Linked DNA regions of Homo sapiens: region 2 is linked to region 1. A link is an interaction called in ENCODE POLR2A ChIA-PET data of the cell type or tissue named here. Cell type or tissue: A673. All regions are shown on one strand. Links, peaks and the distances in the headings refer to the core of each region. The heading gives the core; the rest is flanking DNA.

Region 1 (5,392 bases), core at 317-5,316:
ACTAGATTATATAAAGGTCTCCCCTCCCCCAAAGTTGTGATAACCAAAAATGTCTCCAGGCATTGCACATGCTCCTGGAGTGGGAGAAGAAAGCTTCTTCTCTTTGAGAATCACCAAATCCGAACACAAAGTCTGGCACTAGACAGGCTGAGTTAGAATCTTAGCTGCTTAGCTTGGCAGCTGTGTGACCCTAAGCAACTTGGTCTCAGAAAGCATCAGTTTGCCTCTAAGTGAAATGGGGACAATAACCAGTAGTTATTAAGTAAATGAGCCAATATAAAAAGCACTTAGAAGAGTGGCTGGCATATAATAAGCACTATAAATGATTTAACTGTTGTTATTTACACTATATTAATACGAAAATTCAAATCTGTTGCTGAATAGTCTGTTAACTTGACAAGTCACTTAAGAGCCTGGGCTTCAGTTTACTCATTGATAAAGCAGAGAGCAGCCCAGATGTTGGCTAGTGATACAAGTCGGTACAGCGGTTAAGAGCTCAGGTTCTAGAATCAGACCACGTGGGTGGGAGCCCTGGATCTACCGCTTAGTAGCTGGCCAGCCTGGGAGAGATCACTGAGCTTGCATAACTTTGTTTTCTGAAACCATAATACCTGGATATTAAAACCATAACTCCACAGGGTTAGTGTGAAAATTCACTGAGATAATGTAGATTATCTCATTAATTAATGTTAACTAATTAATTAATAATTAATAATTAATGATAACTTCCATAAATAAAAGGGAAGAAGAGTGAAAACAGTTAGTAGCTTTTTCTATAACTACTAACATTTCTAGATTTAAAAATACACATATCTGTACAAGGGAGGAGAACTAAGTTATTTAAGAGTAGAGAACACAGACAGGGGAAATGACCAATTCATCTGTGTTTATATAATCATGGATACAAATAATGGCCATGTATAATAAATATGGGCCTCAAGGTTCCTTGGAATATGGGTAAGGTGGGTTACTAGTCTTTTAGGACAGACATTTGTAAGACTGGTAAGACTGTGTAGATGAATTCCACTCATCACCCAGAAGGACAGGGGCTTCCTAGATCACACGAATTTATTTCCTAGTAAGGGGCCATAAAGGAGCAGAATTCTCAGCTTAGCTTATCGTCTTCCATAACTGGAAGCTACATGAGAACTCTCACTCTTTCAGCTACTGCTACTATTTCCAGTGATTATCATGGCACCACACACACAGTAGTTACTCAAATATTTATTGACTAACAAATTTAAAACCAAAGTTGCCATCCCTGCCAGAATCTCTGGTAGAGATGCCCCTCACATTTAATAGACTAATCTATAAGAAAAGATTTGCGTTGAGACCTTTTGGATAAAACTATCTTCAACTGTAATCCTTAAAGGCCATTCAGTCTACCCAAAGCGAAACATGAATTGTTTTTCACTTAAGATAGGGAAAACCATCATCTTCATCTATGTCAACACCCAGGAACATCAAGGAAGTGAAGAGGATAAAGGGGTCATGTACGTCAGAGGAGAAATATTAATCAAAGGCCCAGTATCTGCCCCTATCTCCTTAATATTTGAGCCCAAAGGAGGTAGCAGTCATGGCAAAGTTCCAGGCCTCACAGTGCTGATGGTGGTATCAAGCATTCACAGAACCATGAATTGACCCTGAGATTAATGTCTGGGAGTTCCAGAATAAGCATATTTATCTCTAGTGACCTGGCACGAGATTCTCAAAGTGGAAACAGTCAGAATGGCTCACCAAATGACTTTTGGAACAGTGGCAACTTTAAGGTGATTGAAAACCTGAAAAACAATGATGACCAAAGTTAGGGTTGAGCTAGGGATACCAGAAAAGAGCATGCCGAGCAACCGTGGTGATAAACTATACATAGGATAAGAAATCCAGGTTCTTCTATTGTCAGGGTGACCTCCCAGAAAAAGTGAAAGACCTTTAACTCTACACCTGCTATATTAGAGATCTATCAGAGGGAAATGTGACCGTAACTCAGCCCAGAGATAGATGGCCAGATAAGATGCAACTCATGTAACAACTCTGACCCAGCAGCAATAGCTCTCTCATGCGCTATCTTGTGAAAGATTATGAAGCAATGCCTGGGTTTAGCAGAAAAGACTACAATATAAAATTAATGATAACTTCCATAAATACAAGGGAAGAAGACTGACAACAGTTAAACTATATATTTGCTATGCTTGGCTCAGAAATGGAAGTAATACCATAAAAATCAGATCATCCTCTTATATCACTGGTTGCCCTGTGGACACATTGGTTGGGCTTATTTAGCTAGAAAGGACAGGAACCAGGTTAGCCTTTTGTTGCAGCCATAGTGGTCTAATAAAAGACTTAAACACTTTCTAGAGCTTTGAGCTGTCTTTAGTACCGCCTCTAGAATGCCCCTCCTTCTCTGCTTGCCACCTGGCCACCAGCATCACAAAGTATATCTAAAGGGCAAGACCAAGATGAAAAGTCTAACTGGCCATATCACGAGAGTTGCTCTGCACCTAGAAAATGTTATTGTTTAATTTGAAATACCATACATGACTTTTTCATAATATATTTTGCTTTGGAGATGCGCTGTAGATGGAATAATGATGGGACTGAAAATGCCATGGGAAAAGCAGGGGCAATTATAAGTGATCCCTATATGACCTGTGCATTTTTCTGGTTTTCAAGTTCGTTTTTACTGTCTTCTGAGATATCATGGCATGTGTCCACATGTGGCCAATTCTAAATGCACATTTTATTTTAGATATGCATACAACTCATAAAATTAGGTGAGGTGAAGAAAAAAGGCTGGAAAAGTATAGTGATGCATTCAAATTGCCAAAGGAACATTCCCCATTGAAGATCTTCCTAGGAAAGTGTTAACATCACTTTTGCATCACCATGGGGCAGATCATCATTTAGGAATCTGCTGAGACTGCAAGCCACTTGCCTTAGGTATTAAGTGTCTATAATTTTCATAACCACAGGGTATCCTTTTATCAGATTTGGAATATATAGGGGAAATCTGATGCTGACACTTGTTAGCTTCAGCTGAGAAAGAATGCTACATTCACACACATCTGTCTAAAGAGTGGAATGCAAAGCATGCTAGGCGGAAAGGAAGAATTGTACAGTCTAATGTACAGACGAAAGATCCAATATTGCATAAGTCACTAATACAAAGCAAATGTGCTTGGGGAAGTTTGATAGCAAAGCCAATACCCTGCATTATAGTCACCAGGCTAGAAATTTATGAGCTCCACTGTTACTTCATTTGCATTTTCTTCCTATCAAAAAATCCATTTAAAAAGGAAGCCAAGAAGAATCTCTAGTTATATAAAACAACCTTAAAAAAGCAAGACAACCATTTGGCTTGTCTTTATCCTTAAGAAAAGAAATCACAAAATTCATGGGTACTAACTTCGTGGGGAAAAAAAAATCGCACATTCTTGAAAGGCTCATTAGAAAACTGCACATAGTTTTAACAAGTATTGTCCGCTCCCAAATGATCTCTATCAACATCTCATAAGAGGGAATAAATAGATAGATAATGCTTAATTAATATCTTTAAACTTAATGAAGATATGAAAACTCAATTATACATATCTGATCATTAGAGATTTCCATTCTAACAAAGATAGTTTATTTAAAAAGATACAAGTAAAAGCTTAGCTCAACTTACCCTATAGGACTGTTATACACAAGAAAGATATGTATGTCAGGGTTAGATAAAACATCGTTCATTTTTTAAACACAATTCACTTTATAGGTTAATATTAACTTCTAATGGTATAAAAATGGACTCATACATTGTAACTTTACTATTTGGTTTAATTCATTGTAGCACAGTTAAATTAAAATGTGGTCAAATACTATTAATGTAGGCACATCTCCAGCTAATAAATTATACTGAGCAGGAGAGTGTGCAATTCAGTACTGCAACTGAGACTTGTATACAGTCTCCATAGTTTGCAATGCTGTAGAGAATGGCTCCCTATCACTTCCATGCAAATGAAGCTGTGGTTCCACAGACGGAACACATTACTCTGAAAATGGAAGGTGGGAGATGTTTGGTCTGAGCAGGAATCTTTCCAACACGCTTCTAAGTGAATCCTGAGGTGGTCAAAATCTCATTTCTACTAATAATGTAATTCATGAGCCCTCAGCATGGCCAAGTGGCAGAGTTATCTGTGCTTTCTCAACTGAGAAAGACAGTTAACAGACAGGATCTCACACTTGGGATGTAAACGTACCTTGAGAAGGGCATTGGGCTAAAACATGCTTAATGAATTACACAGGGACATGGAAATTTCTGCATTTAGGTTGAGAAAATCAACTGCATAAGCCCAATATGGCAGACAGGGGCTATGACTCAGTAGCAGATCACGAGAAAAGGACCTGGGAGTTTTAGTCTCCCCTGGTTTGTTATACACCTGCTGAATGAGCTTAAAATGAGCTGATTGAGGACATAAATGGGAATCTGCGCCCAACCATTGTCAGAACACATCTGGAACAAGCATTTGGGAATATTCATAATTTACTTTTCCAGAAAAAAATCCTAATAAACATTTTACATATTTCTTTACTGTTTGGATTTTTAACCCTGTATATATACCGTGACTTTATTTTTTAATGCCAACAGGCATACTCTGTGCTATGAAGCTTGGGGCTTGTTTTTTGTTGTTTGTTATATAATTTTCATTATTAAGGAAGAAAACTAATACATATTGTTTTGAAAAACATCAAAGTGCCTTTCAAATGTTATCAAAATATCAACAATGGCAATGATGGTAATAATTATAAAAATTACTTTTGGAATATTGTATGCAACATTGGATTCTGAATTTTAAGAGGAAACACAACAATTGAAAGTATGCCCGGGAAAAGCAGGCAAGCTTGGTATTGGGGAGGGAACAGCAGAAGCAGCTCTAGGTGTCAAGTCTGAAGCTGACGCAACAAAAGAAAGAAAGAGTATAGAGTACAGACTCAGGAACCTGGCTCATTGGGTTTAATCTCAGCGTGACCCAATATGAGGTACTTTAACCTCTCTGTGAATCCATTTCCTCATTCGTAAAACAGAGATAATAATAGTATTCACCTCATAGGGTTCTGAGAATCTAAAGAGTTCCTGGTACAAAGCACTCAGTTCATTGACTAGCACAAAGTAAATGCCAAAAACAGATGTAGCTCCCAAAGAATGGAAAACAGTTCCTCAAGCAAATACTTGTGTATGAATGTTCACAGCAGCACTTTTCACAATAGCCAAAAGGTGGAAACAACTCAAGCGTCCATAGATAGACGAATGGATAAACAAAATGCGGTATATATACACAGTGGAATATTATTTGTACATAAAAAAGAAGGAAATACTGACAGGTGCTACGATGTGGATGAGTCTCAGACATATCAT
Region 2 (5,392 bases), core at 295-5,294, 200 kb before region 1:
GCACCCGCCACTACGCCTGGTTAATTTTGTACTTTCAGTAGAGACAGGGTTTCTCCATGTTGGTCAGGCTGGTCTTGAATTCCCGATCTCAGGTGATCCGCCCACCTCGGCCTTCCAAAGTGCTGGGATTACAGGCACGAGCCACCACGCCTGGCCAGGATTTTTTTTTTTTAAACAAAAATTATTTGATCACAGCTTTTTTGCTTCTTTCTTATACAGCATCCTGAGAAGGGAGTGATCCATCGAGCATGTTTTGGAAAAAGCTGATCTTGACTAATATAAACATTGCAAAATCTTGTATAGAAAGTCAGAAATGTTTTATTTCAGTCCTAGATACATAAATCACAGGGTCAACTTAAGTATTCAGAGGTTGATGACTTTCTGGAATACTCATGCTAGAGGCACTCCTCCTTGGGGCTGCCTGGCTTTGGGATATTTCCCTGCCATGAATACACTTTCAAAACAACAACTGGAGACATAAGAAAAAGCTAAATCATGCTTAGTGTATTTCCTTTGTCATCTTAGTCTGGCTAAGAATTAGTTGGAAGATGGTAGCTATTGGCTCAGCTGAAGAAAAACTGTTTGGTAGTAGTAGGATATAGAGGATACTTATTTCACTGTCCCTTTACCTCCGCTCCTTAACTATAATACCAAAAAATCATGGGAAGAGCTTGAAACAGTGCTTGGCAAAGGTCAGTGTTCAATAAATATTGTTGATTTTAATTATTACCAGAATTAGAGGGGTGCCTAGTTGTGATGACCTTTAGTAAATCATTTTGCCATTCTGGGCTTGAGTTCCTTTTGTCTTTCAAAAGCATAAAGGTGGGATTAAATTGCCTCTGATTCTTTGTCCTGCTCTGACGTGCTGGGCATCAGTTGTGTTTAACTTCAATCTTATATCTGTCATTCTGGCCTTCGGAAAAAAGCATTCCTGTGTGTTCCCGTTTTGAGGATGCAAAGAGTAGGTAACCAAAGTCTAGATTATCACCTCTGGTGGAGACAAATAGAGGCAGGTATAATCCCCAAAAGAAGATAATTCAATGTTATTTCCATTTGACCTTGGAATTTCAAATGACTCTGGTGCTTTAAATTCTCTTTTTTAATTTGCTCCATACCACAGTTTTAATTGCCTGGACATATGCCAATTAATGGCAGGGTTAAGACAGGCCTGAAGCAGACAAAACCCAGAACTTGTCTAACAGACAATATTGCTCTGGATTCAAAAAAGCAGAGAAAATTTATTCAAAGTGAAGCGTCCTAGATATCTAAGGTGAACACACGCTGTTTATTTTGCGTAGTTTGCTGCTTTATCTCCTCACACATGAAATACTTGGTTGATATAACAGTGCCAGTGAATCCACCTCCCCCAATATTAGGACGTCTTTCTTAAATAAGTCCTTGCAGACTCATAACTCTATTTCTTTTTTTAAAAAATGTTTTGAGTATACTATTAGAGTTTTTTTTTTAATCATTTATAAACCATCTCTTAGACCTTGAGAAATCAGTGCGTGCTGTGGCTTTACAGTTTTCAGGATGTTGGATGCTTTCAAATGAACTGAGGTCACTCCTCACATAGATTATTCACAGTCAGAGTAGCTTGGGAAGAAATGTAAATTTCTGTGGCTGGGAGGAAATAGAGATTTGCCAAAGCCCAGTGACTGTGCATCAGATCGTCATGCTATTTTAAAAGCCAATAAAAGACAAACAGAAATAGGATTTCATGTACAAGGTATAGTGAGAAAATGAAGCTGTTCACACAATCCCTGACCAGGTTTCCAGTTCGATGTATCTGAACAGGAGCAATGTTTTAAGAAATTTACATGTTATTGGGTTTAAAATGTCTCTCAAAACTATTGTGTACATTTAGGATGAGTTCAAACATCACCACATCAAAAGAAAACAATCAAACAAATATTTGTCCATATCAAATATACCAGATATTATGACAAATTGTAAAGCATAACAAATGAAAAGATGTGGCTCTGGGCTCAGGTGACCATCTGGTATGTAGAAAGCCAAGTCAAATAAGTGAAAAGGGAAATAATAAAATTAAGGACCAACTTGAACATTAGTGTAAAAGTCGTTAGAATTCACTGATCTTTATAGGACATAAGAGAACAAAAACCTCACTGCAGACTAGGGTAATACCTATAAGATAATACACATTTGCCCTCTCTTCCTTCTTTTTCTTCTTCTTCTTCTTCTTTTTTTTTTTTTTTTTTTTTTGAGATGGAGTCTCCTCTGTCACCCAGGGTGAAGTGCAGTGATGTGATCTCGGCTCACCGCAACCTCCACCTCCTGGGTTCAAGTGATTCTCCTGCCTCAGCCTCCCGAGTAGCTGGGAATACAGACATGTACCATTACACCTGGCTAATTTTTGTATTTTTAGTAGAGACGGGGTTTTACCATGTTGGCCAGGCTGGTCTCCAACTCTGACCTCAAGTGATCTGCTCGCCTTGGCCTCCTAAGATTGCTGGGATTACAGGTCTGAGCCACCACCTGGCCTGCTCCTATTTTTAAGAAGGTTCTTACTGAATTTTACTCTTCAATAAAGAGTATCAATTCTGTCTCTAATGAGACAAAGTATGTGATTTTTTTGAACAGAGCATTCTTTCTGATCTCACTGTATTTTTAAACCAAATACAATTCATGAGACCTGAAATATTAGGTTAGTTCTGTGTGTGTGTGTGTGTGTGTGTGTGTGTGTGTGTGTGTGTGTGTCTGTTTGTGTGTGTGGGTGTGTTATTTGCATGTCCACATAAAAAAATGCAAGTAGGTATTTATTCTTATGGATTCATGATTTGCAGCTTATCCCTTTCTGGACCTAGAACCTTGAACATGCTCTATTGGAGATAGAGTGAGCTTCATTATAAAAAAAGGCTTGAAACTAAGACCCAGTAAATCAGGCCTGGGCAAGTCACTCCACCTCTCTAAGTCTCACTTACTTCAGATAAAATGTGAATACTACTACTCACTTCCCAGATTATGAGCTAATATTAAACAAAATAGACATTCTGCTGCAAATGTCCAAAAGGAATAAAGGATGGTACAAATGCTCATGGTTTGGGTATTTAAGGAAATGGGAAGGATGATTCTTCACAAATATGAAGTGAGATCCTAAGGTAACAACACAACATAGATGGAACAGACTTTAAATTTATTTGTGTGAATTTCAGTAAATCGTATTACCTCTGTGTGCTTTACTTTTCCGTCTTTGACAAATGAGAGTGTCCATGGTACCTGCCTTCATAGTCATGTGATGTAAGTATTGCAGGACTTTTCCTTAGCTCAGCTAATGATGGGGTCCTTGTCTGTCCCATGGCCATGAAAATTTAGGCTCACAGACGGTTTGAAGTGTGAGTAAGACAGGGTTTTATTGGGTGAAAGGAAGAAAAAAGGAAAACAGGGACTCTTGCTGGGCCAGAGTCCCTGACAGAGCACTTCCCACCCTGCCGAATCCCAGGTTCCACACAGGAAGAGGAGCAGCCAGGCTCCTCCCCGCTGCAAAAGGTGCGAACTTCCTGTGGGTCCACCCCAGGGCACAGGCTGGCTGGAGTTTTGCCAGGTACCCCCTCCGACCTGGCTGTCTCATAAGCACAGCATTAAATGAAATAACACATCTAGTTCACTTCGCACAGTATCTAGTATGTCATTCATAAAACATAGCTATTTACTATTATAATCCTTTCCTCTGTATGGGCAACTCATCCTCATGGCTTCAGTTACCACCTGATACATTCTATTCAGGTGTCAGAACAAGCCGGAATAATTTGTCAGTGTTATCTGTCAATGATATGGAAGGTACAGTGTGGCTGATGATTTTGAGGGTTTTATTTCATATGCCCCCACTGAAATTAAGAAAGTCACTGGTCAAAAAGAGGTTAAGAAATCTTTCTTATAAACATATATATTTTTTCTCTAGAACGATTTGCATTAGAAAACAGTAACTGCAATATGCCATTTTGAATATCTATCTCTACCCAAACCACAGAGCCATAAACATACACATCCGATGCATGACTCACCCATCTGAGAAACTGCGCATACGCACCCCATGCTAGCTAAATACGTAGGTTTACAGAATGCATATTTAGAAAAAACTAATTTACTTCCTGTGCTCCCTGTAGTCCCATCTTGTTTTCATGCAGCTGATCCAACTTTCAATTCACAAACGCAAAACCTCCTTAGAACCAAAATAAATACTAATCTTAAATTCAATGTACCCTGACAGCAAATAAGTTTGCTGTGCTTACTTCAGCATGAATAAAAAGCCCACAAGGAGACTCCTACATAAGAGTATATTTACAAGTTCCATTACCCACTGGAGAGATTGATGTAATAAACCTATAATAAAAAGCCTCATGTTACAGATTTCTCTAATGTTTCTTATCAAACAGTCTGTATTATCTTGGCTTGTGTATTCAATGTAAAATAGGTTTCCAATAAGTGCCTCGAAGCTAGAGGTCATTTTTATTTAGTTTTCTGACATGTAGGAATGTTTACAAAGACACTTTCTACCCTTAGAATTGGAAAAATATGCTTGTCCGGTCAAGTACTTCATGACATTAACCTACGTATTTATTTTGAGTTTTTAACAGTTTTCCAAGCTGTAACAGTTGGCTGTCCCATTGCATAATTTATTTTTATTGCCAAGTAGGAGTGGGTGAACTGTTCCAGATCACATCAAAACACCACTGTAATCTTAAACTATTTTTCATTATGTATAGGTTTTTCAGAGAGCTTACTCATTTGAGTTTGAAAATATCTGACCAGAACTCCCAATGAGCTATTCTCCTGAACTCTGAGGCAAACCACTTAGATGAAACTGGCAGTCCTTCCACCACAGGAAAAGGAAGACAGCTGATAAGGTACGAATAGAATACTTGAACAGATACCGACATTGGGGTCTAAAGACCACCTCCAAGTTCCAGTTGCTGCTGACTCATACACATCTGAAGAAAGATTTTTGTACATAAGCTAGTACTGCATACACATTCAGAAAATTAATTAGCTTAGACCTCCCTTTTGAGACTTGACCTCTCAATAATTTATTGTCACATTATAATTGTCACAATGTATTCATTCATTAATTCACTCACCAAATGTTAAGTTAGTCCGCATTATGCTCCAGGGACTGTACTAGAGCTTGGGATTCAAACAGAGAACAGACATAGTTGCTGTCTTCATGGAATTTACAATGTACTGGGAGAAAACAGACATCAATCAGTCATAAAAACAAATCTTTGATTACAGTTGGTGAAACATGCTCTAAAGAGAACCAGATAGGGGATCTGATGATACTTCTGGGCAATTTAATCTGGGATTATAAACATAACTGCTTTTTGCATGGGCAGAAGTAGTTATAATCCTTAGACTACATTTTTACCTTCTT

Evidence for each region. Peaks named below come from ENCODE experiments on the same cell type or tissue, not always from the same donor. Only the 100,000 strongest peaks of a DNase experiment are listed, where the experiment ranks them.
Region 2: POLR2A ChIA-PET joins it to region 1 with 11 read pairs; 2 of 35 experiments call an interaction of 5 or more read pairs at or near these places.

Annotation. Positions count from the first base shown.
Region 1 is chr3:2,456,655-2,462,046 of GRCh38, reverse strand. All of the region lies in intron 3 of CNTN4 (contactin 4), which reads right to left. Among named protein-coding and RNA genes, the nearest start is that of CNTN4-AS2, 320 kb to the right of the region's middle. In A673, for the core only: no CTCF peak of the experiment used is centred there; a DNase peak (open chromatin) is centred at 3,026.
Region 2 is chr3:2,656,295-2,661,686 of GRCh38, reverse strand. All of the region lies in intron 4 of CNTN4 (contactin 4), which reads right to left. Among named protein-coding and RNA genes, the nearest start is that of CNTN4-AS1, 400 kb to the left of the region's middle. In A673, for the core only: no CTCF peak of the experiment used is centred there; no DNase peak of the experiment used is centred there.